7 separate regions of the Homo sapiens genome follow, and all the other regions are linked to region 5. Evidence: chromatin contacts called from ENCODE Hi-C or POLR2A ChIA-PET data. All regions are on one chromosome and are shown on one strand. Each heading gives the region's core, a stretch centred on a gene start or an enhancer-like site at or near the end of the contact. The rest is flanking DNA. Distances are from core to core; before and after follow the strand shown. Region 1 holds the start of GANAB (glucosidase II alpha subunit). Region 2 holds the start of GNG3 (G protein subunit gamma 3). Region 3 holds the start of TAF6L (TATA-box binding protein associated factor 6 like). Region 4 holds the start of HNRNPUL2 (heterogeneous nuclear ribonucleoprotein U like 2). Region 5 holds the start of STIP1 (stress induced phosphoprotein 1). Region 6 holds the start of CSKMT (citrate synthase lysine methyltransferase). Region 7 holds the start of ZBTB3 (zinc finger and BTB domain containing 3).

Evidence for each region. Hi-C counts contacts between places; a loop is a spot of excess contacts on that map. ChIA-PET counts read pairs that join two places held with the same protein, here RNA polymerase II (POLR2A). Pooled maps may share reads with other maps.
Region 1: a pooled map shows a loop between it and region 5 (5-fold over the local background). The contact joins the promoter of GANAB here to the promoter of STIP1 in region 5. A Hi-C loop is called at or near these places in 4 of 50 pooled maps. POLR2A ChIA-PET finds 5 or more read pairs at or near these places in 2 of 52 experiments (A673 and activated T-cell).
Region 2: a pooled map shows a loop between it and region 5 (10-fold over the local background). The contact joins the promoter of GNG3 here to the promoter of STIP1 in region 5. A Hi-C loop is called at or near these places in 8 of 50 pooled maps. POLR2A ChIA-PET finds 5 or more read pairs at or near these places in 3 of 52 experiments (IMR-90 and activated T-cell).
Region 3: a pooled map shows a loop between it and region 5 (9-fold over the local background). The contact joins the promoter of TAF6L here to the promoter of STIP1 in region 5. A Hi-C loop is called at or near these places in 1 of 37 single-sample maps with no recorded cell type and 6 of 50 pooled maps. POLR2A ChIA-PET finds 5 or more read pairs at or near these places in 5 of 52 experiments (H1, HepG2, OCI-LY7 and 2 more).
Region 4: a loop to region 5 is called in a map of PC-3, with 9 times the contacts of the local background. The contact joins the promoter of HNRNPUL2 here to the promoter of STIP1 in region 5. A Hi-C loop is called at or near these places in 1 of 168 maps with a recorded cell type or tissue (PC-3), 1 of 37 single-sample maps with no recorded cell type and 9 of 50 pooled maps. POLR2A ChIA-PET finds 5 or more read pairs at or near these places in 4 of 52 experiments (CD4-positive, alpha-beta T cell, MCF 10A, WTC11 and 1 more).
Region 6: a loop to region 5 is called in a pooled map, with 8 times the contacts of the local background. The contact joins the promoter of CSKMT here to the promoter of STIP1 in region 5. A Hi-C loop is called at or near these places in 5 of 50 pooled maps. POLR2A ChIA-PET finds 5 or more read pairs at or near these places in 3 of 52 experiments (GM12878, HCT116 and activated T-cell).
Region 7: a loop to region 5 is called in a pooled map, with 11 times the contacts of the local background. The contact joins the promoter of ZBTB3 here to the promoter of STIP1 in region 5. A Hi-C loop is called at or near these places in 6 of 50 pooled maps. POLR2A ChIA-PET finds 5 or more read pairs at or near these places in 4 of 52 experiments (HepG2, MCF 10A, WTC11 and 1 more).

The regions. Positions count from the first base shown.
Region 1 is chr11:62,644,906-62,648,737 of GRCh38, reverse strand. GANAB (glucosidase II alpha subunit) reads left to right here and starts at 2,125. Exons shown (of 24, transcript NM_198334.3): 1 at 2,125-2,176. The coding sequence starts at 2,139. INTS5 (integrator complex subunit 5) reads left to right here. Exons shown (of 2, transcript NM_030628.2): 2 at 1-1,890. The coding sequence ends at 1,718. RefSeq lists a silencer at 1,954-2,033 and enhancers at 2,644-2,803, 3,119-3,832.
Region 2 is chr11:62,706,426-62,710,447 of GRCh38, reverse strand. It overlaps GNG3 (G protein subunit gamma 3), which reads right to left and starts at 2,772. Exons shown (of 3, transcript NM_012202.5): 1 at 2,533-2,772; 2 at 2,054-2,153; 3 at 1,247-1,770. The coding sequence starts at 2,152. The coding sequence ends at 1,642. It overlaps BSCL2 (BSCL2 lipid droplet biogenesis associated, seipin), which reads left to right and starts at 3,024. Exons shown (of 11, transcript NM_001122955.4): 1 at 3,024-3,339. The coding sequence starts at 3,253. HNRNPUL2-BSCL2 (HNRNPUL2-BSCL2 readthrough (NMD candidate)) reads left to right here. Exons shown (of 24, transcript NR_037946.1): 14 at 3,124-3,339. RefSeq lists enhancers at 351-990, 1,121-2,320, 3,640-4,022 and a silencer at 3,981-4,022.
Region 3 is chr11:62,769,084-62,773,025 of GRCh38, reverse strand. TAF6L (TATA-box binding protein associated factor 6 like) reads right to left here and starts at 1,630. Exons shown (of 11, transcript NM_006473.4): 1 at 1,536-1,630. It also overlaps a transcript of TMEM223 not described here. RefSeq lists enhancers at 1,041-1,180, 3,343-3,392 and a silencer at 1,371-1,780.
Region 4 is chr11:62,725,436-62,729,154 of GRCh38, reverse strand. HNRNPUL2 (heterogeneous nuclear ribonucleoprotein U like 2) reads left to right here and starts at 1,698. Exons shown (of 14, transcript NM_001079559.3): 1 at 1,698-2,536. The coding sequence starts at 1,999. It overlaps TTC9C (tetratricopeptide repeat domain 9C), which reads right to left and starts at 669. Exons shown (of 3, transcript NM_173810.4): 1 at 69-669. The coding sequence starts at 306. It overlaps HNRNPUL2-BSCL2 (HNRNPUL2-BSCL2 readthrough (NMD candidate)), which reads left to right and starts at 1,771. Exons shown (of 24, transcript NR_037946.1): 1 at 1,771-2,536. RefSeq lists enhancers at 288-397, 788-987, 1,238-1,287 and silencers at 1,548-1,707, 1,878-2,257.
Region 5 is chr11:64,183,614-64,187,728 of GRCh38, reverse strand. It overlaps STIP1 (stress induced phosphoprotein 1), which reads right to left and starts at 1,558. Exons shown (of 14, transcript NM_006819.3): 1 at 1,459-1,558. The coding sequence starts at 1,467. LOC124902686 (a long non-coding RNA gene) reads left to right here and starts at 2,048. Exons shown (of 2, transcript XR_007062712.1): 1 at 2,048-4,115. RefSeq lists silencers at 1,346-1,405, 2,106-2,245 and enhancers at 2,366-2,435, 3,059-3,564.
Region 6 is chr11:62,663,315-62,666,936 of GRCh38, reverse strand. It overlaps CSKMT (citrate synthase lysine methyltransferase), which reads right to left and starts at 1,625. Exons shown (of 3, transcript NM_001043229.2): 1 at 1,605-1,625; 2 at 991-1,290; 3 at 1-541. The coding sequence starts at 1,057. LBHD1 (LBH domain containing 1) reads left to right here. Exons shown (of 7, transcript NM_024099.5): 5 at 1,964-2,088; 6 at 3,604-3,622. It overlaps C11orf98 (chromosome 11 open reading frame 98), which reads left to right and starts at 1,727. Exons shown (of 4, transcript NM_001286086.2): 1 at 1,727-1,806; 2 at 1,964-2,088; 3 at 3,604-3,622. The coding sequence starts at 1,768. It overlaps SNORA57 (small nucleolar RNA, H/ACA box 57), which reads right to left and starts at 1,515; the gene lies at 1,367-1,515. RefSeq lists enhancers at 278-377, 398-447, 498-607, 1,278-1,507.
Region 7 is chr11:62,752,105-62,756,116 of GRCh38, reverse strand. ZBTB3 (zinc finger and BTB domain containing 3) reads left to right here and starts at 1,957. Exons shown (of 2, transcript NM_001370809.1): 1 at 1,957-2,153; 2 at 2,402-4,012. The coding sequence starts at 2,453. RefSeq lists enhancers at 669-1,546, 2,427-3,304.

The DNA.
Region 1 (3,832 bases), core at 876-3,375, 1.5 Mb after region 5:
AACTGGTTCATCACCGGGGAGGGTCTCCTGGGGAAGGGGTGCTAGGCCCGCCCCCACCTCCCCGCTTGGTGCCCTTTTTAGATGCGCTCAAAAACCATGTTGGAGAGCTGTGTGGAGAGACGTTACGATTGGAACGGAAGCGCTTCCTCTGGCAGCACCAGCTCTTGGGCCTGCTGTCTGTCTATACCCGGCCTAGCTGTGGACCTGAGGCCTTGGGCCATCTGCTGAGCCGAGCCCGAAGCCCTGAAGAGTTGAGTTTGGCCACCCAGTTATATGCAGGGCTAGTGGTCAGCCTCTCTGGCCTCCTGCCCCTGGCTTTCCGAAGCTGTCTGGCTCGGGTGCATGCAGGGACATTACAGCCTCCCTTCACGGCCCGGTTCCTGCGCAACTTGGCACTGCTAGTAGGGTGGGAACAGCAGGGTGGCGAGGGCCCTGCAGCCCTAGGGGCGCACTTTGGGGAATCTGCCTCAGCCCATCTGTCTGACCTGGCTCCTCTCCTGCTACATCCTGAGGAGGAAGTAGCTGAAGCTGCTGCCTCTCTCCTGGCCATTTGTCCCTTTCCTTCTGAAGCCTTATCCCCCTCCCAGCTCCTGGGACTGGTAAGGGCTGGGGTGCACCGCTTCTTTGCCTCTCTGAGGCTGCATGGACCCCCAGGTGTGGCCTCAGCCTGTCAGCTTCTCACCCGCCTGTCTCAGACATCCCCAGCTGGGCTCAAGGCTGTCCTGCAGCTGCTGGTTGAAGGAGCCTTACATCGAGGCAACACAGAACTGTTTGGTGGGCAAGTAGATGGGGACAATGAGACTCTCTCAGTTGTTTCAGCTTCTTTGGCTTCTGCCTCCCTGTTGGACACTAACCGGAGGCACACTGCAGCTGTGCCAGGTCCTGGAGGGATTTGGTCAGTTTTCCATGCTGGAGTCATCGGCCGTGGCTTAAAGCCACCCAAGTTTGTCCAGTCACGAAATCAGCAGGAAGTGATCTATAACACCCAGAGCCTCCTCAGCCTCCTGGTTCACTGCTGCAGTGCCCCAGGGGGCACTGAATGTGGGGAATGCTGGGGGGCACCCATCTTGAGTCCAGAGGCAGCCAAAGCAGTGGCAGTGACCTTGGTGGAGAGTGTGTGTCCCGATGCAGCTGGTGCAGAGCTGGCCTGGCCCCCCGAGGAACACGCCCGGGCCACCGTGGAGCGGGATCTCCGCATTGGCCGGCGCTTCCGCGAACAGCCCCTGCTCTTTGAGCTGTTAAAGCTGGTAGCAGCTGCACCCCCAGCCCTGTGCTACTGTTCCGTGCTGCTTCGGGGGCTGCTGGCCGCCCTCTTGGGCCATTGGGAAGCCTCTCGCCACCCTGACACGACCCACTCCCCCTGGCACCTGGAGGCATCCTGCACCTTAGTGGCTGTCATGGCTGAGGGAAGCCTCCTGCCTCCGGCCCTGGGTAATATGCATGAAGTATTTAGCCAACTGGCACCTTTCGAGGTGCGTCTGCTGCTGCTCAGTGTCTGGGGTTTTCTCCGGGAGCATGGGCCCTTGCCTCAGAAGTTCATCTTCCAATCAGAGCGGGGTCGCTTCATTCGGGACTTCTCCAGGGAGGGTGGAGGTGAGGGTGGACCCCATCTGGCTGTGCTGCACAGTGTCCTCCACCGCAACATCGACCGCCTAGGTCTTTTCTCTGGCCGTTTCCAGGCACCTTCACCGTCCACTCTCCTTCGACAGGGGACGTAGCCTTTTCTTGCTCTGGAAGCCCAGGGAGGTTGAGCAGTGAGAGAGGGAAGGGACTAACGTGCTCCGGAAGGGTGGAGGTTTCTCTTCTAAGTCCTTGGTCTAAAGAGCGCTGTCACTTTTTTCTCTCCCACTTTTTTTTTTCTAAATAAAATTTGCCAACTTGAGAAAACCAGTCCAGTGCTTCTGTCATGCTGAGAGCGTGCAAAGTCTGACAGCGCCTGGCTCTGGACGTTCCCGCCCCTGGCCTGAAGCCCCGCCCCCTGCGATAATTTGGAGTGCGCACTCTACCAATGAGACAGCTGCCCGGCGGCGCTCAGGTCGAACCAATCATAAGGCCGGAAGGGGCGGGAACTAGGATACGTGGCTGAGCGCGCGCGATGGGGCGGGAGGTTTGGGGTCAAGGAGCAAACTCTGCACAAGATGGCGGCGGTAGCGGCAGTGGCGGCGCGTAGGAGGCGGTGAGGAGCCCGGAATCTGGGGGCGCGCCCGGGACGCCCCCAGATCCCCCAAGTCCCATTCCACTCCTTCCTGTGTGTCTCTTGACACTCTGCCACCCCCGGCCTCGTGAGGAACCTTTGTTCCTCTGGAGGCGGCCTCAGACGCCTCCGGTCTCCCCGTGGTAGATCCGAGCGACGCTGGGGGCCTTGCCTGTGGGGCTCCGGGCTCCCGCCCGGCGGTTTAGTAAAGCCACAGCTGTGCGTCTTTCTTGGTCTTGGCCGCTCTCAGCCGCCGCCCTCCTTTGGCTGCTTGCGGCGGTCAACGTCGCCGCCCCCTTCCTGCAGTGCGCGGGGTCGTCGGGGCGGGGGAAAAGATGCGGCCTGGCCTCGGGGAATGCAGCCTGCGGCCCCGCGGCCCCTCGGCTGAGCTGGAAGCACCGGGCCAGCAGTTAAGCCTGTACTACCCTTCTGGCTCTACCCTGTAGAGCTCCGAATCCTCCTCTGCCCTTGTCTTCACGTGAGCACCAGCTCTGGCTTAGTTCAGTGTCCACGGTCGCTGGGCACGGCCCAGGGTCCAGTAAGCTCACGGCGTGGATGGTGTTGCTCAAACACAACATGTAATCGAATGGCTTGGTCCACGCTCTCGGGTTTATATTACTGGGGAAAAAAAAAGATTCGAAACATATCACCAGTGCCACAAATGTTTACTAGGACCTAACGGATATACTGGGGTGGGGTAGGCGTGTACTCTCCAAAGCGATGAAGAAAGCGTGGATCATAAACTCAGTTCCCTCGGAGCCTGTGATCTGAAACAATAAATGCGTGCAACTTGCCCTGCAGCTTATTCCTGACTTTGGCCTATGAACACCTCTCTTGGGGTGGTCAAGGCCGCCGTGAATTCCTTAGGGCCCTCCAACAGGTCATATCTGAAAGATGCTTTAGGAATCCTATCTCCATTGGCATCTTTCCGAACCAATTTTACAGACTGTGCAAATAGGGCCCCAGAGGGTATTTAACTCACTGTACGTCTTTTTTTTTTTTTTTTGAGAGACAGAGTCTCGCTCTGTTGCCCAGGCTGGAGTGCAGTGGCGAGATCTCGGCTCACTGCAAGCTCCGCCTCCTGGGTTCACGCCATTCTCCTGCCTCAGCCTCCCGAGTAGCTGGGACTACAGGCACCCGCCACCACGCCTGGCTATTTTTTTGTATTTTTAGTAGAGACGGGGTTTCACTATGTTGGTGAGGATGATCTCGATCTCTTGACCTCGTGATCCACCCGCCTCGGCCTCCCAAAGTGCTGGGATTACAGGCGTGAGCCACCGCGCCCGGCCTCAACTCACTGTACTTCTATTTACTGCTGCTTTTGGCAGGTGGACGTGGGTCAGTGGCCAAGAGTGCCTGTTGCAGTCACTCAGGTCACTCACTGCAGGACCTGTGCCGCATGCCTTGCTATGGAGTTTTGTGGTAGCATTTATTCTGCTTGGCCTATTAAACCACAGTGCCTAGTGTTTTCTTCATTTTTCTGTCTGGCCTGCTGTGGAACAGTTGTTTCGTACATTCCTCTGGAGCTGGAGGAGAGTCCTGTGATGAGATCATAGTACACTCTGTGATCTCATTTCTGGTAATTTTCTTTTAGCTTTCAAGCAGATGCTGAAGCTAATGCTAGATAACTAGATACAA
Region 2 (4,022 bases), core at 1,523-4,022, 1.5 Mb after region 5:
GTATATCCAGGCACAAAACAGGAGCCAGCCTAGGCTTTTCCTGGGGAGGATGCGTCCCTGAGTTTAGGGGACCTCTAGCAGGAGCACACGTACTGGGATTGTTACGTTCTTTGTCTTGTCCCTGGTCCCATCTCGCCTCTGTGCACCCTTGGAAGGAAAAGATTCTAGGAGGCATTCTGGTGTTCGTAAACCTCCGCCATGTTTGAGTCCTGGAGATGACCATGACATGTTAAGCCTTAAGTTTGGTCCCTGCCCAGACAGCATGCTGGACTTTTGCAAGGCACATTAGGGGTGCGGCCACTGCTTTCTGGCTGCTGTGGCTGAATCGGCCTGAGGGGAAAATGAAAGCAAAAACAAGCCCCAGTTCTACTAGGAAACCCAAACTGAGCAACTTCAGGCTTATCCAGCTCCTGGGAAGACCAGGAAGCAACTGAGGAGCGGTGCACCGAGACGGACAGGGTCGGGGGTTAACCCCCTGCCGCTAATATTTCCGCTCCAAAGGGAGCCTCTCCTTTCTTGGCAAAATGTAGAAACCTAGATTCCCTCGCAAGATCCACGCGACCAGCGTCGGCCACGCTGTACTTCCTGGGGTCCCCTTGTTTAGTGATTCTTCGTTATGGCCGCCCGTGTGCCTTCGACTCAATCGGGAGGACACCGAAATCCAGATTTCGGGGTTGCAGGGCGCGGGCCCCGGCTTGGTTAGGGCAGGGGCAGCCATTTTGAGACCAGAAGAGGGCGGAAGGGACCATATTGAGAACGCCGGTTGCCTGGGGGCCGCCATTTTAAGAGAAGCCCTGTACGGTAAACTCCGTGACGTGGGGGCTGCCATGTTGGTACGGCCATCTTGGAATGGGAGTGGCTGTGGGCGCAGCCATCTTAGGTATAAAATCGGCTCCAGTCGCGGTAACTGAAGCCAAGCTCCGCCCCTACCCTCCTAAGAGTTCCTCTGCTGTACGACTGCACTCCCGCACCCTCCCCTAAATCCCCCCTCTTCGGCCTGTTTACCTTTTAACTTGGCTTCGTTGCACGTTTGTGTGTGTGTGTTTGCTCTTCGCAGCCTCTTGAGCGTCTTTTGTACTTAATTCTTACACTGTGGACGCTCTCTCGCGCCCGCCATCCCCCGACCCCTCTGATCTCCGATCCTTGACGATGTCTAGCCTGCATTGATTGGCCCTTTTCCCTGGGTATGGCAGATCTATTGCTTGATGATCCTCTCCCCCCAAGAATTCTAACACAGGAGCTGTCCTGAGGCTCTGGATGACTTTATTCTTCAAATGGCTTTACCCTCCCAGTAGCTCCAGGTGAGACTGAGAGCAAGAACCTGGCCCATCCCTCTCCATTGTCTGAGCAGGTCACCGAGGGAAGCGGGCAGGACGCGCTGGCAGAGTCTGACGGGGCCCTGCTGTGGGTGGAGCAAAGGGTGCCTCATATCTCTGGGGTGCTTGGGGTCGGCCACAAAGGTGGTAGGAAATGGGGTCGACAGATAGGTGAGGGTGGGCCTTGTGCTTCAGATAACCTCACATGGTCAGGCAAGGGTTAGGGATGGGATGCAAGGAGCCTAAGGGGCTCACAACAATTACTGACCTAAGGAAGGGCCCAGGAGAGGGAAAAGGGAGGAGTTGTGAGAAGGGACAGGGGAGCTCAGAGGAGAGCACAGAAGAACTTCTTCTCCCGGAAGGGGTTCTCCGAAGTGGGCACAGGGGTGATGAGGGGATCCTCACAGGCGTGGGCATCACAGTAAGTCATCAGGTCTGCTGCTGCCTTGGACACCTGGGACACAGCCAGGAAGGGTATTGTTAGCCAGGACCTCTGAAGGGGACTGCAGCCTCCCTCCCCAAATGGGTTCTCTTTTGCCATCTCCAGGGCTCCTTACGACTTGTCTTCTCCCTCATCCCCCCCAGAGGCCTGGGGACAGCTCTCTCTACAGAGCCCCAGACTCCTCCCCTGACCTCAGGGAGTGAAGGAAAGAACGCATCTCTTATCTTGAGCTTTGGGAACCTGCAGCACAGCACAGCCTGGCCAACTAATGGGAGCCAGCCAGGGTCCCACCTACCTTTATCCGACACAAGCTGGCTTCAATCTTAAGCTGTTCCACCATCTTGCGTGCTTGCCCAATACTCATAGTGCTGTTCACCGGGGTCTCACCTTTCATCCTGGAAAAAAGAGGGACCTCTCAGAGCACAGTCTCAGCTGGAGGCCCCCCTCCATGCTCACTCCACACCAACCTTTACAAGGCTGTGGTCATACCCCAATATTTTGTTCCCCTCCTATCCTCCTCCTCCTCCTCCAGTGGACTGTCTCATCCCTGTATTCCTCATGGAAAAAAATAGGGTGGGATGAGGTGCTCCCCAAACTCCCTCATGGCCTGGGCCACAGATCATTAAACCTTACACAAATGATTTAAGGCTTTTCAGCCCTTCAAACCATGTGTGTTCCCAGCTCTGAAGACCTCAACCAACCCTGATGAGGAGGGCACATCACCCCTGTCTGCTCCAGTGAGCCCCAACAGGAGAAAAACAGGCCATTACTTACCTGAAGCCACAAGCGGCAGTAGCAGCCCTGGGTGTAGGGTCAGTGGAGGGTACCAAAACCTTCTGCCTGAAATGGGTGCCCCACCCAGTAGGGAGTTGCAGCTGAAAGTATCTGATGCAGAAGCAGTGACTATACGAAAGGAGGCCCCTGGGGAGGGCCAGGCCAGAGGTCTGGTCTCAGTTTCTGCAGCTCAAGCACTGTCTGGATGGCTGGTACCTGAAGGATGAAGGATGCTAGAAGGAGCTGCTCAGATCCTGGAGCATACCAACTGCCTGGCCAGTGGGGGAGCCTAGCTGCCTGCATCCCTGCGCACACCCCCACTGTCGCTAGTTCACTGCCTGCCCCTCCCCCATTGCAGGCATCCTGACTCTGGGCTAGAGACCTCCCCAACAGAGCTGAGGCCAAGGCCGACTCCCCCTCTCAAATGGCGTGGTCTGGGCCTATGACGGCCCCTGCAGTGGAGTCTGTACTGGCTGCGGGGGACCCTGCTCATTTGAAAATCTGACATCAGCTGGGCAGTCGCCCCCCTCCTCCTTTCCTCCCTCTACTCTGACACAGCACTTAGCACCTGAATCTTCGTTTCTCTCCCAGGGACCCTCCATTTTCCATATCCAGGAAAATGTGATGCGCCACAGGTATCAGCGTCTGGATCGCCACTTCACGTTTTAGCCACAAGTGACTCAGTGGAAGATCCAGAGTCAACAGAGGCTCGTCAGGAAGATGTCTACAGAAAAGGTAGACCAAAAGGAGGAAGCTGGGGAAAAAGAGGTGTGCGGAGACCAGATCAAAGGACCGGACAAAGAGGAGGTAGGGGCCCTTGTGGGGACAGTCAGCAGAAATATACTGGAAATAGGTGGGCTGGCGTGAAGGGGGCGGGGGGATGGATTGGTTTTAAGAATTTCATTCATTTTGAATAGATTACTTCCCACGCCCGCAGCAGTGTGCAAAGATGTACACAACACTGGCCTTGCCTCTGAAGGACTTTATCTGGGGTGATTAGACGTCTACAAAATAGAAGACTGCCAAAAGCTAGTCTAGATAATGTGCTGTGGGGACTCTGAGGGAGAGTGTATCCAGTTAGGGTCAGAGGAGGTCCACAATGCTACCACGCTGGGAACAGGGCACTAATCTGCCTGCGCAACAACGCAAGAGGCCCAGGTTGCCGCAAACTGCAACATGCTCTAGGCGAATGCCCCCGCCTTAGATGCCTACAGGTCCTAGGAGCTGTGGGCGATAAAAATCAGCGCCAGCTGGATGACCGCCTCACTCGGCCGCTTCGCGGGTGAAATGGCCTGTGGTGAAGGTGTGCACGGAGGGCTGTGATTGCAGTCTCAAGGGAGAGCCGAGCGGAGGCTGCAGTCAGCGCATCCCCTGGGGCACATCTTGGGGCCTGCAGGGAGGCAGGCGTCTTTCCCCTTTGGTCACGGTAACCGGAGGGAAACCTGCCGCAGAGAGAGCCAGTGGCGAGCGCAAGGAGACAGCGACCTCGC
Region 3 (3,942 bases), core at 381-2,880, 1.4 Mb after region 5:
ACTAAAAATACAAAAAATTACCCAGGAGGCTGAGGCAGGAGAATCACTTGAACCCAGGAGGCAGAGGCTGCAGTGAGCCGAGATTGCACCACTGCACTCCAGCCTGGATGACAGAGCTAAACTCAGTCTCAAAAAAAACACAAAACAAAAAACAAAAACAAACAAAAAAAAAAGATCTTCTAAAAGAAAGAAAGAAGAACTATTCTTTTTTTTTTTTTTTGGAGATGATGTCTGATGTCTCACTCTGTCACCCAGGCTGGAGTGCAGTGGCTTGATCTCGGCTCACTAAAACCTCCGCTTCCCGAGTAGCTGGGATTACAGGCCTGTGCCGCCACACCTGGCTAATTTTTGTATTTTTAGTAGGGATGGAGTTTCGCCATGGTAGCCAAGCTGGTCTGGAACTCCTGACCTCAGGTGATCCGCCCACCTCGGCCTCCAAAGTGCTGAAATTACAGGCGTGAGAGCCACCGCACCTGGCCCGACGAGCTTTTTTTTTTTTTTTGGAGACACAGTCTCGCTCTGTCACCCAGGCTGGAGTACAGTGGCGTGATCTCGGCTCACTACAACCTCTGCCTCCCTGGTTCAAGCAATTCTCCTGCCTCAGCCTCCCGAGTAGCTAGGACTACAGGCATACGCCGCCATGCCCAGCTAATTTTTTGTATTTTTAGTAGAGACGAGGTTTCACCGTGTTGCCCAGGCTGGCCTCGAACTCCTGAGCTCAGGCAATCCAGGTGCCTCGGCCTCCCAAAGTGCTAGGATTACAGGCGTGAGCCACCGCGCCCGGCCACGAATAGCACTGTACTATGCCTGAGACACAGCTAAGTGCTTTATATGGATTACTTCACTATATTCTCAATAATAAGATATTATTATGTATTTCGTCTATTTCACAGGCAAGGAAATCAAACCTCAGAGGCTAAATGTTCCATGACTTCTCCAAGATCATGAAGTAAGCACTGAGTAAGTAGGGAGGGGGAGCAAGGACTCAACCCCTTGCTCCTAATCTTTACTCTATACCGCATTCAGGAGCCGCCAGCTGTATGGGGAACAAGGCCTGGATCCCACCCCAAAGACATGGATTGGAGACCCACCCCTTGGTGACCCTAGACCCGCCAATAGATCGTTGTGAAGCTGCAGTTTCCCTATCTGTAAAATGGGAGCATTTAGTCCACCAGCGCGAAAGGCACGGAGGGAGTTTCCCTATTATATGACCGTACACGAAATCTAGACTGTGACCAAAGTCTCCCGCTCCTCAGCCTCCTCTCCTCCGCATCCTCAGCCACTAGTCACGCTGGAGAGGAGGCGTGGGAACTGACCTCCGCGGGCCGGGCCTCGGCAACGCGCATCCTCCCACCCGGCCTAGCCCAGCCCAGATCGGGGAGGGGGTGCGCGGGGGGAGGAGGTCAGGGGTCACTGAACTTGGGTCACGTGGTCAGCCAAGGGGGCGGGCCCTCGCGGTGCGGGCTCCAAGACTGGTGAGTAAGCAGTCGGCGTCGGGAATGGGGAGTCCTTGGACCAGAGCAAGGCCTGCTCACCTGAAGACCCCGGCGTGGCGAAGGCTGCTACCGAGACGACGGCGGCGGGGGCGGTGGCGGCGGCGCCCACTCACGAGCTCACACTCATTCCCTCTCCCGGGGCCCCGGCCCCGCCCTCCCCAATACAGCCAGTCGGCGGGCGCCTTGGAAAGTTTCCGGCCCTCCAGGAGGCTTCCTGGCTCTTGATTGGCCAGTGTGAACAGACTGTAGAGACCGGCGGTCACGTGACGCTGAAGATTCCCGCTTCTTAAAGCAACCTCTCTTGCTACGTTTGCGAGTAGGTGTGTATTGTTTTAACACACGTTTAATAAGCATATTTTATTTTTTTTACCACCACAATAGTAACGAGGAAATAAACAGTCTCAAAGACAGCGTCTTGATTTTCTTTGTCTTGTTTGCTCGCGAGTTTCTGAGCACCCGCATTTTCGCGACTGCAGCAAAGCTTTAGATTTTGGTGTCTGGCTTAGTTTTCCTGCCCGGCCTACCTCCCCAACATCACATGCCACTTCCCCTTCCTGAAGGGATAGATGGGGCTCTCGGTAGGTGTTCTCGGCAGGCAGAAGGGACTTCTGACCCGGCCGAACATCCCGTGCAAGCTCCGGACTCCAGGGTTCTGCTCTTTCTGCACCTACTTCGCATTCTCCCCACGCCTGTGAACCAAATACAAGCCCTGGCCTACCTCGCCTTGCATGACCGTTGGACACGCACACTGACAGCTCTCTTTCTCCAACTCCCACTGCAATAGCAGCTACTTGGGCAGTTCTTAATTGATAAGCAGTGGGCTTAGTGAGTAAAGGATGGTATTTGGAATCAGACCGACCTGGGTTAAAATTCTGACACTGCCTTTGGGCAAATTACCTAATATGGAGTAATAATGCGCACTTCACAGGGTTGTTGTAAATTAATGTCTGTGAGAGTCCCTGGCAGAGTTGGAGGTTAAACTTCTTTCCCGGCCGGGCGCGGTGGCTCACGCCTGTAATCCCAACATTTTGAGAGGCCGAGGCGGGGGATCACCTGGGGTCGGGAGTTCAAGACCAGCCTGATCAACATGGAGAAAAATCCATCTCAACTAAAAATACAAAATTAGCCGGGTGTGTTGGCACATGCCTGTAATCGCAGCTACTCGGGAGGCTGAGGCAGGAGAATTGCTTGAACCCGGGAGGCGGAGGTTGTGGTGAGCCGAGATCGCGCCACTGCACTCCAACCTGGCCAACAAGAGTGAATCTCCGTCTCAAAAAAAAAAGAGAGAAACTTTCTTTCCCTCACATGTCACAAGGCATACAGTGAATTCCTTTAAGTTCACCCAAGATGGGGTAGTTTGCACTGAGTGAACTGTGGGAACATTCTGCAAGGGAGCATGAATGTACACATTTTTTCTCTTTCCCCCTCTCAGGGTTAGATGCTGCTGCCGCTGGAAAAGAAAATCCCCTGGGACCCGAGCTGGCAAAGCCAGATGGATGCGACTGTGGTTGCCATGGCAACCCCACCTAAGGAGAATGTGACCCTGCTGAGTCTCTTCCACTCATATTCAGAACCATATTAGAAGTGGTTTCAAGTGTCTGCCCACCTGTGCGTTAAGGGAAAGAGAGAGGGCGCTCTCCTCTAAGGTCTGACTGAGCCTGAAGTCAGCTTAGCCAGACCTGGGCAGCTGGCTGACCTCCTTGCTTAGGTTTACTGTTCTGGACAGCCATCAGCAACCTTGGAGACACTAGAAGATGGGAGGGAGACCGGGACTGCCCGGGACCTATTAGATGTAGTGAACCTGTATCCAACCTGTCTGGAGCTCATTTGCTCCCAATCTGAGTGGAGGCAGGAACCAGGGAAGGCAGTAGTGAGACCTCCATGGCCACAGATGGGAGAAAGGTGGCTCGCTCCACACACCCAATGCCTGGCAAGAACTATGATGGCTTTGGTGTCAGACTTTTTTTCTTTTTTCCTTTTTTTGAGACGGAGTAACACCCTGTTGCCCAGGCTGGAGTGCAGTGGCGCAATCTTGGCTCACTACAACCTCCACCTCCCAGGTTCAAATGATTCTCCTGCCTCAACCTCCCAAGTAGCTGGGATTACAGGCACTTGCCACTACCACCAGCTAATTTTTGTGTTTTTAGTAGAGACAGGGTTTTCACCATGTTGGCTAGGCTGGTCTCCAACTCCTGACCTTGTGATCCACCCGCCTCTGCCTCCCAAAGTGCTGGGATTACAGGCATGAGCCACTGTGCCTGGTCAAAGTCAGACTGTTTTTATTCATTTATTTTTATTTTTATTTATTTTTTGAAACTGAGTCTCGCTCTGTCGCCCAGGTTGGAGTGCAGTGGCGTGATAGCTCACTGCAACCTCTGCCCTCCCAGTTTCAAGTGATTCTCCTGCCTTAGCCTCTGGAGGAGCTGGGATTACAGGTGTCCGACAC
Region 4 (3,719 bases), core at 449-2,948, 1.5 Mb after region 5:
CCCAATGTTCACAGATGTTCATGTTCCTGTCTTAATGCTCTCTAGCCACCCTTTAGCCCCGTTCTTACCAGCTAGATTGTTATAGCAGTCTGTCTGGGTGGTATGCAATATGTTTTCTTGTTCAGGCGTGAGGGCCGGGCCCTGAGGTCCGAGATTAGGTAACGGAGAGGGCAGACTCGGATCCAGACCCCGCAGCTGAAGCAGAGCTCGATGGTACCTACTCACAGCATCTCGGTACTTCCCTTCCCGGTAGCGCTGGTTCCCTTCCTCCTTGTACAGCTGAGCCTCCTGCAGACGCTTCTCCATAACTGTCGCCCACGGTTCTTGCGGAACTGGGAAGTGAAGGAGCAAGTGAAGCTCTGGGGTTGGGAGCAAAATAACTGACAGTAGCAGCCAATTTAAGGAGGCAGGAAATTACCCTTCTTCCTGGAGAGTCCCCCCACAGGGACCTGCGGTTTGCTTGTTTCTACTGAAAGCCCCACCTCTCCTTTCTGCAGTCTTTTTCTCAAGAAGTGCAGGCAAGTAGTAAGGAAAGGGATGTGGGAATAATGAAGCCCAACATTAAGTGACTTCCTAAAGAGGCGATGTGGGGGTGGATGAGACTTTCCGAAGAACTCAAGCAAGGCCCTACTCAGGAATTGTTGCGGGCGTGAGAACGCCTGGGACACTGGCTTCCGCCTTTCTATTGGACCCGCCCCCCCCCGACCTGGAAGTAGAAGGGAGTGGGCGGGACTAGTGCTAAAACTCCAGAGGGCTTCAAGCAATTCTAACTCTTCTTCCTTATTCAACATTTATTTGTTGACGTCAATAAATAAACTGGGAAGCCGAGGTGAACCACCAGCGACACTGAGGTGTCCACATAAGCGTCACAGCTGCAAGCCCACCCGGCGCCGTGACCAGTTCCTCGCCCTCTGCAGATGCCCAAACCTGGAAGTCTCCTGGGCTTCGGTTTACCAGCAGGAGCAAGGAGAGGAAAGGGTCAGAGATGCGTACAGTTTGGTATCTTGAGGGTCGCGCGCATTGCGCCACACCACCCAATCAGAAGAGGCTCCGGAAAAATAATCCCGCAGAAACGACCCCGCCTCCTCAGCGGACCAACCTGGGAAAAAAAAAAAAAAAAAATTCCCCTGGCAGCTTCGCCAATTGGAAAAATCCGGACGATCACGGATGACCAATCGGAACGGCAAATGACGATTCAAGTTGTCCAATAAGAGAAAAAGGGCGGGTTCAAGGGCCTCTGTTGCTGGGTAGAAGTTGAGGCGTTGAGGAAAAAGGAGGGCCCGGATTACAGTATTTCTTCGTTCTGGGGAGCCCTTTTGCTTCCTAGCCAGAAAAACAATTGCTACTAGGCTTACATGTTGCAACACATTCTCTAATGACTTTTTTTTTGTCGTTACTGCTGCAAGCACAGACAGTAGGGAAAAGAGGCTAGCGACCCCTAAAACGCCACAGCAAATGGAAGTCAGACGGAAGTAAGGGTGGTGGGAGGGGCATGGCATCGGGGAGCTCCGGGCGGCTGCGCAGAACTCCCCGGCTGGAAGTACTGAAAGACCGGCGCGCACACGCTTCCGTGCTACGAGGCACTTGAGCTGCAGCCAGCCTTGCCCGTCTTGGACTCCACTGCGGCTGCGCGATAAAAGCACCGGCGGCGATTGGCCCGGGGGCGCCAGAGGGCGGGAGGAAGCGGGAGGAACTCCGTCGTCCTCCGCGCGCGCCTGCCCGCGGCTGGGGAACCAAGGGCCTGGAGGGGAAACAGCTCCCTGCTGCGTTGTTTTGGGCTCCGTGAGCCGAAAGGGGGAGGGGAGACGAAGGAGAAGCAAACACTGCGCAGCGGGACCGTGCGCGGCCTCCGCTCCTGCGTGCGTGCGCTCGCTCGCGCGGGCTCAGTGCTGGCGCGTGAGGCGGAGGCGGGCGGCGGCGGCGGCGCCTGCGCGGTCGGACTCGGTCGACGGTTCGCAGGGGAGGAGGCGGCGGGAGGCGGAGGAGGCGGCGGCGGCGATGGAGGTGAAGCGGCTGAAAGTGACCGAGCTGCGGTCGGAGCTGCAGCGGCGGGGCCTGGACTCGCGCGGCCTCAAGGTGGATCTGGCGCAGCGGCTGCAGGAGGCGCTGGACGCCGAGATGCTCGAGGACGAGGCCGGCGGCGGCGGGGCCGGGCCCGGCGGGGCCTGCAAGGCGGAGCCTCGGCCTGTGGCCGCGTCGGGCGGCGGCCCGGGCGGGGACGAGGAGGAGGACGAAGAGGAGGAGGAGGAGGACGAGGAGGCGCTGCTTGAGGACGAGGACGAGGAGCCACCCCCTGCTCAAGCCTTGGGTCAGGCCGCGCAGCCGCCGCCGGAGCCCCCGGAGGCGGCAGCCATGGAGGCCGCGGCCGAGCCAGATGCTTCCGAGAAGCCGGCGGAGGCCACGGCCGGGTCAGGCGGGGTAAATGGTGGCGAAGAGCAGGGCCTCGGCAAGAGGGAGGAAGACGAACCCGAGGAGCGGAGCGGGGACGAGACGCCGGGATCCGAGGTGCCGGGTGACAAGGCCGCCGAGGAACAGGGTGAGGAGCTGGCAGCCGAGCCCGGCTCCAACCTGCCGGCTGCGCCCCTGATCTAGCACCCCGCCCTGCACCGCAGGGTCCGAGTCCTTGTTCTCGCTTGCCTCAAAGTGCCATTTGATGGAACTCCTTTCATTCTCTACCCACCTTTCTGAGGGGTTAGGCCGCCTCTCGTGGCCCTACTCTTTGCAGGAGGAAGGTTCCTGCCTAACTTGGTTCCTTGGTGATAGTGGATGGCAGTGAGTGATTTTGCATGCGAACTACTTGTGAGCTACCTGTGGAACAGTCTCCCACGGTGCTTGTTATATTTTTCTTAGCTGAGAAAGTGCTAAGCAATTGGGGATTACACGGAGAACTAGGCCCACAGTTAGAGGGTCAGGTCTTTGGGCTACCTGACCTAACTTTTTCGCCGTAAAAATGTTAAGCAAAAATCGAAGTCCGTCAAAGTCCGTTCCATTAAAAGCATGTTACCAGAGCTTGAGCCACAGAGAATCTGAAAATCCAACCTTGCTCCTCTTTGAGCTGTAAGGGAGAGCCTCTAGTGTAACAGTGTCGAGTTTAATAGTTAACCAGTGAAGAGAAAAATCTTAATCTAGTTCATTTAGAGTTAGTTAACGTTACTTGGCTAGGGTTTTTATCTTGCTTGGATTATGATTAAATTTTAATTGTCCCACTGAGTCCGTGGATAGGCATATTTGTAGATTTGCTGAACACCTGGTGCTAGTCTTTTACGTTTCAGGTCCCTCGGTTCCTGAATGGTAATGACTGAGGTGCTGTTGGGTCCGTTGAGTAACCTTGTGGAAGAGGTGTGTTGTAGAATCGCCCCAGGGAGTTAGTGACCTTTCTCCTTTCTTTTGAAGTGATTGGATGGTTAGAACTGATCCATAACAGTGTGTGTCCGAGTAGGGAGGATAAGTCTTACTATAAAGTGGGTGGCCTCAGTTCTTTTGTTAGTAATATTTTTAGGCCACTATGGAGAGTCATGGTATAATCGGAACCCATTGTACAACAATCACATGCAACTTGCAGATTGTTTGTCCTGTGTCCCGGAGCAAAAATCCCATTACATAACCTTTGACTTATGTATATCCCAAAGAGCAGATAAAAAAATAATTGAAGGATAGGCTGGGGGTGGTGGCTCACGCCTGTAATCCTGGCACTTTGGGAGGCCAGGCGGGTGGATCAC
Region 5 (4,115 bases), core at 309-2,808:
GCCCGGCCCCAGATCCTTTCTTAAAGGTAAAAGAGCAACGTCTTATTCCAGAAATCTTTTCCTCACCTATACTACAGCCCATTTAACCCTAGATACAACTGAAATATTATATGGGCACAAAAAAGTTTACTAACTTCATTTCCACTCTTTTTAATACAGCAAGGAAGCTCGAGCTTTGCCTAAAGCAGCAACTGCTACAAGAGACCAAAGGCTCAGCTCTGTAGCTCACACCAAAAAAAGGATGGTAGTCACTAGTCCATCGAGATGTCTTATTTAAGGGGAGAGTGTGGGCGATCTTAGTTTTATGGCCCTGAAGTAAGAACCAGATACCAGGTATAGTTTCAGAATTGTCACCCCCAAGTGTTATGGGCCCGGAGCGAAGACAGTAGTACTCCCGAGCGGGAGGATGATTTCTCGGAGGTTGGTAGAGGTTTCTTGGAGGTTGTTTTGTCCTTTTTCTTCCGATGAATCATTACAGCTCAATGACAGCTTCAAATCGAACAAAACCTCTAGGCCTTTCATAACCGCAAGCTACTGAGGACATAACCAAGTCACTGAAAGGAAGCAGCAACCGCTTCAAACTCGGCCCCTCAAATGCTCAGTAGAGGCCCATAACTTCCAGCGGTTGATCTCTGTAAATTGTCTACAACCACCCCCGGGTCGTCAGAAACCCATCTTTCAGACCCACCTTTCGGAAGTGTTGGTCCTCGGTCACTCGACAATCACACACACAAGCATACAAAAAGAGGGGGAGGGGCCGCAATACATTTGTAAAACACTGTCAGAGATGGAATTCGTCCCAAGGACTTTTGCGGCACCCTTCCCTTTCCCGCATCAGGTAGAGTCGGTCTGTCGCTCCTCAGACCCCCGCTCAACGCTCTCCCACCCTGACCTTCTCAGATGTAGAAGAGTAACATTTGCCCCAACTGCATCCCAGGCTGCTAAGATCCTCGGCTACTCCCAGTGTATCCCCGTCCCCGCTCCCTGGATCCGTCCAAGTTCCTCGTGGCTAAGTCCCGAGCGGTTTCTCCGTCGGCCGTCTGAGATCTCCCGGAGGGCTACCTCGCGGGTGCGGACCCCGGCCCCCGGCCCACCTCCACCCCGCCCCCTGCGGCCCGCACCCTCCCCAACATGGCCCGCAGCCGCCCCCTCGGGACGCCTTCAGGGCCCGGTCGCGACCCCTCTTCCCGCCGCCGGCCGGACTCACCCAAGCTGTGGCCTCCGCCGGGCCCTCCTCGCCCAACCAGGGGGCGATGGGCGCTCCCCGCGGCCGGCCTCGCTAAAGATCCCGCTCCCGCCCGCCGCCCGCGGCCCTCACCTCCCCGCCGCCGCCCCGTCCGGCCCCAGCGCCGAGCTCCGGTCTCCTGGATCCGGCGCCCGCCCCGCCCCCCTACCGCGGCCTGGCCACCGCCGGTCCCCGAGCAGGCTCGGGGCCTCAGCCCGCCCCTCCCCCTTCACCTGCTCCATAGCGCAGCGCGGTCCGGAACCCCGTTGAATCGAATCCGTCCGCTCCGCGTTCCCAACCGCACGCGCCGCCTTCTGGAACCTACTAGAAGCTACCGGGACCCCGGCTCCCGCCCCTTCCTCGCCTGCTCACTGGTCGAGTTCTTCTAGGGGGAATGTCTGTGCTGCTCTACTATTGGCTTGAGGTCCAGCCCATCATCTCCACTTCCTTCTCATTGGACAGCGGGGAGTAATTCCCTCAACCCTGCCTCCCCCGCACCTCAGGATTGGGCGCTCCTCTATAAACCCACCCATCTCAGGCTCCACGAATGGAGGGAGGAGCGAACTTCTGCGACACGGATTGGTCTTTTGCACTGCCAATCGTAGCCGCGCTGGCCGCGCCCATTGGTTCTGATCGTTCTGGAAATTTCCACCTCTCCCATTGGGCTGCCGGACTCCATGTCGGAACCGCCTTCAGAATGAGAGCGATTCCAATTGGGCGGAGGGTTGCCAACTCTTTGCGCTGATTGGTTTAAATCGCTGCCCTTCAAAAGGCCGGGTTTCGCCCCGCCCCTGATATATGGGAGTACCGGCTGCAGTCGGGGTCTGTAGCTGTGTCGCCGGCGGCTGCGGGGCCTCTGGGTTGCTTTCCCTCTCGCTCCCGAGTGCCGCGAGTTCCAGGCGGTCCCCGGGATCGCCAGCGGCACAGGGCCCCAGCCCTTCGCCCGCGCATCGGGATGGGGGTCCTAGCCGGTGGGAGCTGCCTGTCCCTCGAGCGCCAGCTACCCGCGTTGTCCAGCGCTCCGGCCTCGGCCCGGCCCTCCTGCCTCCTGGCTGTTAGGTTCTGAATGTTCCGGAAATGCCACGTGACCGCGAGGGCGCTTGGGCTTGGGCTGGACAGGCCGGGGATCTCACCGCGGCGGGCCCGGCTGTCCCGCTTGGGCGTCCTCAGTGGAACCGCACACCCTTTCTCAGCGCGCCGGTCGTTTGGTCCTGTAGGGCCGAGGGGAATTCGTGCGGTGTTGAGCACGCGGGAAGCACTTAACGAAAGGGAGCTGCCCCTCAGCCCTCGTGAGTCCGATGTAAAGGAGTGAAGGAGACGAAGAACTGAATCAGTAGTTGACCGCCTGTGAGCTGGCGAGCTGTGCCCTGGTAGGGCCTTAAATCCCAGCCCCAGAAGTCGGAGGCAGGGCAGGCACCCCAAAGCGTGGAAGAGATGCACCTGCGGAGTGAAAATGCTGCTATTGCTTCTAGGGTCAGCCTTGGTTCCTGGAACAAAGGAGCCGCATGACTCGGGTCTGGCGATGATGTTGGGCTCTGCAGTGTCCTCATCCTTCCCCCTCTCTGGGTAATGATATCTTCCCAGGGTTTAAAGTGTGTCCTCTCTGCCAGTAGCTTGTCTCCACAGCCTCATCTTTAATTCCACCTGCCCCACCCATTTTGGACACTGCAGCCAAGTTGCAGCAGATCCGCAAACCTGGTAATCCCTCACTTGAAAGTGCTGGAGGCTTTAGGATGGGGTTCAGGGCCTGTGCAATCTAACCGCCTGCTTTTTTTTTTTTTTTTTTTTTTTTTTTTTTGAGACGGAGTCGAATCTCACTGTCTCCCAGGCTGGAGTGCAGTGGCGCCATCACAGCTCATTGCAGCCTCAACCTCCTGAGCTCAAGCCATCCTCCCACCTCAGCCTCCCAAGTACCTGGGGTTACAGGCAAGCACCATTACGCCTAGCTAATTTTTCTGGGTTTTTTTTTTTTGTTTTTTTTTTTGTATAGATGGATTTCGCCATGTTGTCCAGGCTGGTCTTAAACTCTCGCTCTGTCTCCCAGGCTAGAGTGCAGTGGGGCAATCTCGGCTCCCTGCAACCTCTGCCTCCTGGGTTCAAGCAATTATCCTGCCTCAGCCTACCAGTTAGCTGGGATTACATGTGTGCGCCACCGCGCCCGGCTAATTTTTTTATTTTTAGTAGAGGCGGGGTTTCACCATGTTGACCAGGCTGGTCTCAAGACTACTGACCTCAAGTGATCCCCCCCCCCCCCCGCCTCGGCCTCCCAAAGTGCTGGGATTACAGACGTGAGCCACCGTGCCCAGCGGTTTTGCATTTTCAATTGTGGGGCACGGTGAGAAAAGACTTGAAGAAAGCAAGGGAGTGAGATCCATGGAAATGTAGGGGGGAACCTTGCAGGCCTATGGAACAGCCAGTGCAAAGGGCCTGGGGTGGGAGCTGCCTCAGGGTAGCCAGGATGGCAGGAGGCACAGCTGCCGAGAGGAAGCAGGGGCCAGGTCCTGCAAGGTTAGAGGCCATTGCTACTCCTGAACACATTGGCAGGTTTTGAGCAGAGAAGTGACATGATTTTAGTTTTCTCAGGATCCCTCTGGCTGCTGTGTGGAGGAAGAGGGGAGGGTGAGAGCAGGGATACCTCTTAGGAGGCTGTGGTAGTAATCCCAGGGAGCCAGGATGGGAGCAGAGGAGGGGACAGGAATTGGATTCTGGATGCATTTTGGAGGGAGCATGAAGGAAAGCGGGGTCAAAGGTTCCTCTGAGGCCTTGGCTGCCTCTCTTATTCATCTACATCCATTCTGTCAAGGACACCTTTCATTTCTTCTTGGCACTGTCTCAAGGCCACCACGCTGCTGCCCACCTGACCAGCAGTGGCCTTTCCAGGCCTTCCATC
Region 6 (3,622 bases), core at 376-2,875, 1.5 Mb after region 5:
TCAGGGTCCTCATCTGAGAACTGAATCAGGGTCCCCTGAGGGTTTAGAACCCTCAAGCATTCTGATAGAAGCTGGTAAGCCCTAGGCAGACCTCCCCGGGCAACAGCATCCCATGTGCCTTTGTCCAGCAGTAGTTGGAAAGAGCCTGAAGAAGCCACAGCCCCCAGGTTCTGAGCATCGGCGTGCATGAAGTGGAGGCTTGAGGCAGGGTGTCCAGGGCATAGAGGTGTTTGGCCTGGGCCACCCTCCAGGAGGCTATTCATGTGGGCCACAGCCACAGGAGAAAAGTCCACCCCCAGCACATCCACTGGGTGTGGAGATTTGGTGTAGAGGCCTGTACATAGGCTGGAAGTCCCACAGCCCACATCCAGCACTCGCAGAGGACTGGCAGCCTGTGCCTCCTGCAGCAATGGCAGTAGGAGCCCCTGGACTTCGTCGTATCCAAAGAACCAGTCGAAGGTGGGGACAGTGCCCAAACGAGGCTGGGCATGCAGCCGATCCCAGAGACAGCGGTCCGCCAGGCAACTATCAGCCAGTGAGCCTGTGGGCACGGTTGGAGGGTGTCACTTGGTCTATGTCGCCACTGCAAAAACGTCGTATATACACACTGGCGTCTTTTTTTTTTTTGAGACAGGGTCTCACTCTGTGACCCAGGGTTGAGTACAGTAGCACAATGATGGCTCACTGAAGCCTCCACCTCAGCCTCCTGAGTAGCTAGGACTATAGGCGCCATCGTGCCCGGTTAATTTTTTTTGTAGACAGGGTCTCGCTATGTTGCCCTAGGTTGGTCTCGAACTCCTGGGCCAAGCGATCTGCCCGCCTCGGCCTGGCAAAGTGTTAGCATTACAGCCGTGAGCCACCACGCACGGCCCACCGTAGGGTTTGAGAATCACAATTTCAGGGACTACACTCCTGACTCACGAGGAACCCACCTTACCCTCCCCACTCTGCCCCCACCTTGCCCTCTCCACTCTGCCCCCACCTCCCTACCCGCAAAGGGGCGGCACGTCCCCATCATCAGGCTCGGCAAGTGGAGCATTCGACGCAGCGCGGCCATCTGGAGATTCGGGTAAGTTCGACCAGAGAAGCTTATGTGAAGCGTCCACCCTACTCCAGCCGGAGAGGCCTGAGGTCCAGGGGAAGATCTGCAAATTCCGCGTAGCGAAAGGCGGCGTACAGCTTCCCCGAACTCTGCAGTCCCGGAAAAAAGAACGCGGACACAGACTATGGTAGGAACGGCCTTTATTGGCTGCAGCGGGAAGTGGAGGAGGGTATACAGCGTCCGCAGACCTGAAATCAAATGAGAAAGTGTGAGCACCCCGATGGAGGAGCCAGCTGGATCTCGGTTGTCCTTCTCCGAGATTCCCGGTGTCCCGGCGTTTGAGGATAGAACCAGCGGATGGGAAGCCGCCAGCACCGAAGACATGACGCCGAGGGGGCCAGAGCCCTTTCCCTCTTCCTCCGTACATTACGGGGAGCGGCACCACAAGCCCGATCCCCGCCAAGAAAAGGAGGGTCCTGAGACCCCGCCCAGAGCCTTCCACCCGGCACCCCCACCACTCCCGGCCGCCCAATCTGGCTACTACAGCTAAAACCACACTTACTAGCTCACCACCCTCCGAAAGGCCTCCCGCACCGCGGAGCTCCTTTATATAGCCCGAGGACCCGCCCCCGAGTTGCGATTGGCCCGCGGAAGGCCGGGGCGGAGCCCCGCGGATCCGGCGCTGAGCGGAAGTACGGACCGTGAACTGGAGTGGAATCGCGACTATGGGAGCTCCGGGGGGAAAGATCAACCGGCCCCGAACGGTGACTGTGTGGGGGCCGCGACTTTGTTTCCTCAAGCGTTCCTGAGCCCTTTTATCTCGCACGAGATGGGATCAGTGAGGGGCCGGGGCTGCCTGGTGGAGGGGCCCCGGGTCGCGGCGAGCCCACTCCATCTGATTCGCATCTTTCTCCCCGGCAGGAGCTGAAGAAGAAGCTGTTCAAACGCCGGCGGGTGTTGAATCGGGAGCGGCGTCTGAGGCACCGGGTGGTCGGGGCTGTGATAGACCAAGGGCTGATCACGCGGCACCACCTCAAGAAGCGGGCGTAAGTACTAGACCCTCTTCCTGTTGGTCGTCCCCACCGAGTCTTCCTTCCTCCCTGCAGAGCTCCGGAGCAGCTTCACCTCTCAGCTCACCTTGTGCACTGACGCTTATGCGGGGAATGTCTGTCGGCTGTTAGTTCCTAAGCTCTGATAGCCTCTCACAATACCTGTAGCAGACAACCTTTCTTTGGGTTTTGGATTCTGTTAAGAATCTCAGGAAAGCCGGGGATGGTGGCTCATACCTGTAATCCCAGCACTTTGGGGGGCTGAGGTGGGCGGATCACCTGAGGTCGGGAGTTCGAGACCAGCCTGACCAACATGGTGAAACCCCGTTTTTGCTAAAAATACAAAAATTAGCCAGGCGTTGTGGCCGGCACCTGTAGTCCCAGCTACACGGGAGGCTGAGGCAGGAGAATTGCTTGAACCTGGGAGGCGGAGGTTGCAGTGAGCCGAGATCACGCCACTGCACTCCAGCCTGGGCCACAGAGTGAGACTCCGTCTCAAAAAAAAAAAAAAAAAAAAAAGAATATCAGGAAATCTGTTGGCTCTCCATTCTCCAAGTAATGTTATACATTCACACAGATTTTTATAAGTAAACTTATTTTTACATACAGAAAAGTGCACACATAGGCGCATAAAACTCGAAGAATTTTCCCAAAGGCACTCATAGGATTTCACTTGTAAGTTTCAAGGCCTCCTGTGTCTTGAGGAAGAGTTCCCATCCCATTAATTACTTTCTGTGTCCTTTTTTTTTTTTTTTTTTTTTTTCCTCTTTTTTGAGACAGAGTCTCCCTCTGTTGCCCAGGCTGGAGTGAAGTGGCATGATCTCGGCTCACTGCAACCCCTGCCTCCTGGGTTTAAGCTATTCTCTTGCCTCAGCCTCCCGAGTAGCTGGGATTACAGGTGCTCCCCACTGCACCCGGCTAATTTTTGTATTTTTAGTAGAGACGGGGTTTCACCATGTTGGCCAGGCTGGTCTTGAACTCCTGACCTCAGGTGATCCGCCCACCTCAGCCTCCCAAAGTGTTGGGATTACAGGCATAAGCCACCGCCCCCGATCTATGTCCTTTCATTAGCTTCTTCAATGTAAATATTTAGGGTTTCTATTACTATTTATATTATATTTATTTAATACTTTTCCTTTTTTTTTTTTTTTTGAGACGGAGTCTCGCTTTGTCGCCCAGGCTGGAGTGCAGTGGCGCGATCTCGGCTCACTGCAAGCTCCGCCTTCTGGGTTCACGCCATTCTCCTGCCGCAGCCTCCCGAGTAGCTGGGACTACAGGCGCCCGCCACTGCGCCCAGCTAATGTTTTGTATTTTTAGTAGAGACAGGGTTTCACCGTGGTCTCGATCTCCTGACCTCGTGATCCAGCCGCCTCGGCCTCCCAAAGTGCTGGGATTACAGGCGTGAGCCACTGCGCCCAGCCTATTTAATACTTTTTCTATAGCCAGAACTATTTGTGTGACCTCAGTTGGTTCAGGTTAACCTAGCTCTCTTTATTTCCACTTACCCATCAGGTCCAGTGCACGTGCCAAC
Region 7 (4,012 bases), core at 708-3,207, 1.4 Mb after region 5:
TCACTCTTGTTGCCCAGGCTGGAGTGCAACGGCACGATCTCGGCTCACTACAACCTCCGCCCCCCAAGTTCAAGTGATTCTCCCGTCTCAGCCTCCCAAGTAGCTGAGATTACAGACATGCGCCACCACACCCTGCTAATTTTTGTACTTTTAATAGAGACAGGGTTTCTCCATGTTGGTCAGGCTGGTCTCGAACTCTCGACCTCAGGTGATCCACCTGCCTCGGACTCCCAAAGTGCTGGGATTACAGGCATGAGCCACTGTGCCCGGCCCATTTCTTAGTTTTAATTCCTATACAGTAAATATTGTATGGCTTGTAAGAATGAACACAGTGTCTTGAAGAGGCATGATCTCAAGCTAAGGCCAACATATCCTGAATGTATGTAGCACAAGTTTGTTGTATAGATGAACTCTCCCTAATTCTGGTTAGGTCTGATCGGAGGGCCTGACTGCAGAATAAAGTAGAGATGCTTAGGGTGGTGGGTGAAGGAGTGAGGATTAGGGCACCGAGTTTACTCCTCTAGTAACACTACCTGGGTCAGACGGGGCAGTTATCAGTGACTCCCAACTTATAGCCTTTTCCTCTGGGTGTGTAGAGACTCTCAAAGATTTCTTCAGTAGACACGGTTTTTGCTTCTTCTCTCCTGTCCTGGGACATTTTATGATCCTGACCCCATTCTTACCCTTCCTACCAGCACCTGCTCAGCACGCTCTGGAAACAAAGAACACTCTATCCTCTCACTGTAAATTGACTGTAGAGTCCAGGCTAGGGACACCACGACATCATCCCTGTAGCTGCTAGTTCTTTCATGCCATCACTGAGCCGGGAGCCCCGGAAACTTAGCTTGGAGGAGTGGAGCAGTAGGGCATCTTAAAATGTTTTTTTGTTTGTTTGTTTTAGATGGAGTTTTGCTCTGTCTCCCAGGCTGGAGTGCAGTGGCGCTATCTTGGCTCACTGCAACCTCTGCCTCCTGGGTTCAAGAGATTCTCCTGCCTCAGCCTCCCTAGAAGCTGGGATTTCAGGCACGCGCCACCATGCCCAGCTGATTTTTGTATTTTTAGTAGAGATGGGGTTTCACTATGTTGGCCAGGCTGCTCTTGAACTCCGGACCTCAAGTGATCTGCCCGTCTCAGCCTCCCAAACTGCTGGGATTAAAGGCGTGAGCCACCGAACCCGGCAAATCTTAGAATTTTTGAGAGGAAGGGACCTTCAAGAGACAAACGCAGTTCAGGGACGTGGGGCTATTGCCCACAGTCACCAGTTGGTTCTCTTTTTTTGGGGGGGTGGGGGGATAGGGTCTTACTCTGTCGCCCAGGCTGGAGTGCAGTGGCACGATCTTGACTCACTGCAACCTCCGCCTCCCGGGTTCAAGTGATTCTCCTGCTTCAGCCTCCCCAGTAGCTGGGATTACAGGCGCGCGCCCCCAAGACCTGCTAATTTTTGTATTTTTAGTAGAGACGGGGTTTCAGCATGTTGGCCAGGCTGGTATCGAACTCCTGACCCCAAGTGATCCGCCCTCCTCGGCCTCCCAGAGTCCTGGGATTACAGGCGTGAAGCACTGCGCCTGGCCTAGTTGGTTCTCTTTTTCCCTGTCAGCCTGTAGCGGGAGTGGCTTGCTGTCAGCTCGGGTCCGACACTGCAGGGTTCCCGACCTCCAGCCTCGCCAGGAGAGCGCCGCGTTCAGCGACTCGGAGCCGGGTACCTCCTGCCTGCTGGATTAGGTAGAAGGAGAAGCTCAGCCAATCCTGAGGGCTCGGAGGCAAGGAAGGCGGGACGAAGAGGAAAAGTTGAGGACAGGAGCGTCACCCAATCCAACGCCTGACTGCAAAAGCGATGGCGGCGAGCACCCAATTGTAGACGGCAGTTAGAGGGAGGATGGTTAGTGGAGAGCGGACCAATCCGTGACAGGGGAGGGCAATCTTAAGCCAATTAAAGCTGAGAAGGTGGGAAGGGGCGGAGCTCGCCCTGTGGCTGCTCGGTGGTGGGTGAGGTATCAGCTTTCTCCGCTAGTTCCCACCCTGGTAGTCCTTAGCCCCTGGAATGCGTGAGGGAGATGCTTAGGGAGTTCTCGAAGTGGGGCGTAGAGGCATCGCCTGGCAAGGCCTGGGAGCGAAAAAGATCTCTACTTCGTGGAGCCGTTGGACGCTACCGGGTGGGCATCAAGGAAGCGGAGGGTGGCTAAGGGGCGGGACTTCCGGGGGCAGGGCTTATCGGACGGGGGTGGGGCCTGTTCTAAGGTTAGGCCGAGGTGGGCGGAGCTAATGGGAGAGCTTTGGGTGTGACCTAGGAGAAAGAAGGGCAGTAACTTAAGCGATTGTTTTGGAGTGGCAAGTGATAGTTAAGGGCTGATAAGGTTGCTGGGGAGGTTACCTGTCTTAACTCACTGCCCTTTTTTCTCAGGGAGCCACTGGTGGGGACCTTTTTTGGGCCCCCTTTCCTTCGTGGGGTACTATGGAGTTCCCAGAACACAGTCAGCAGCTGCTGCAGAGCCTCCGGGAGCAGCGGTCCCAGGGTTTCCTTTGTGACTGCACCGTGATGGTGGGTAGTACCCAGTTCTTGGCCCATCGGGCTGTGCTGGCCTCCTGCAGCCCATTCTTCCAGCTTTTCTACAAGGAGCGGGAATTGGACAAGAGGGATCTGGTGTGTATTCACAATGAAATTGTCACAGCCCCAGCCTTTGGGCTGCTTCTGGACTTTATGTATGCTGGCCAGCTGACCCTGAGAGGGGATACCCCTGTGGAGGATGTGCTGGCAGCTGCCAGCTACTTGCACATGAATGACATCGTCAAGGTGTGTAAGCGGCGGCTTCAAGCCCGGGCCCTGGCAGAGGCAGACAGTACCAAGAAGGAGGAGGAAACCAACTCACAGCTTCCTAGTTTGGAGTTTTTGTCTAGTACTTCCCGTGGCACCCAACCTTCGTTGGCATCTGCTGAGACATCAGGCCACTGGGGCAAAGGGGAATGGAAAGGCTCTGCTGCTCCCTCACCTACTGTCCGTCCTCCAGATGAGCCACCAATGTCTAGTGGGGCTGACACTACACAGCCTGGCATGGAGGTTGACGCACCACATCTGCGGGCACCTCATCCACCAGTGGCTGATGTCTCTCTTGCCAGCCCTAGTAGCTCCACTGAGACCATTCCTACAAACTACTTCTCTTCTGGCATCTCAGCAGTTTCATTGGAGCCACTGCCATCTCTTGATGTGGGTCCTGAGAGTCTGAGGGTGGTGGAACCAAAGGATCCTGGAGGACCACTGCAAGGCTTCTATCCCCCAGCCTCAGCCCCAACGTCAGCCCCAGCCCCTGTCTCAGCTCCAGTTCCATCCCAGGCTCCAGCCCCAGCTGAAGCTGAGCTGGTCCAGGTGAAAGTTGAAGCTATTGTGATCTCTGATGAAGAGACTGATGTGTCAGATGAACAGCCTCAGGGTCCTGAGAGAGCTTTCCCATCTGGAGGAGCAGTGTATGGGGCACAGCCCTCCCAGCCAGAGGCTTTTGAAGACCCAGGGGCAGCAGGACTGGAGGAGGTGGGGCCAAGTGACCACTTCCTGCCAACAGACCCTCATCTACCCTACCATCTGCTGCCAGGTGCAGGGCAGTATCATCGAGGACTGGTGACCTCACCTCTGCCTGCACCCGCATCCCTGCATGAGCCACTTTACCTGTCTTCTGAGTACGAAGCAGCTCCAGGAAGCTTTGGGGTTTTTACTGAGGATGTTCCCACCTGCAAGACATGTGGGAAGACCTTCTCATGCTCTTACACACTACGGCGACATGCCACGGTGCACACACGTGAGCGACCCTATGAGTGCCGCTACTGCCTGCGGAGCTACACGCAGTCAGGGGACCTCTACCGCCACATCCGCAAGGCTCACAATGAGGACCTGGCCAAACGCAGCAAACCAGATCCAGAAGTGGGACCCCTTCTAGGGGTGCAGCCTCTCCCTGGCTCCCCAACAGCAGACAGACAGAGCAGCAGTGGTGGAGGGCCACCTAAAGATTTTGTATTGGCCCCA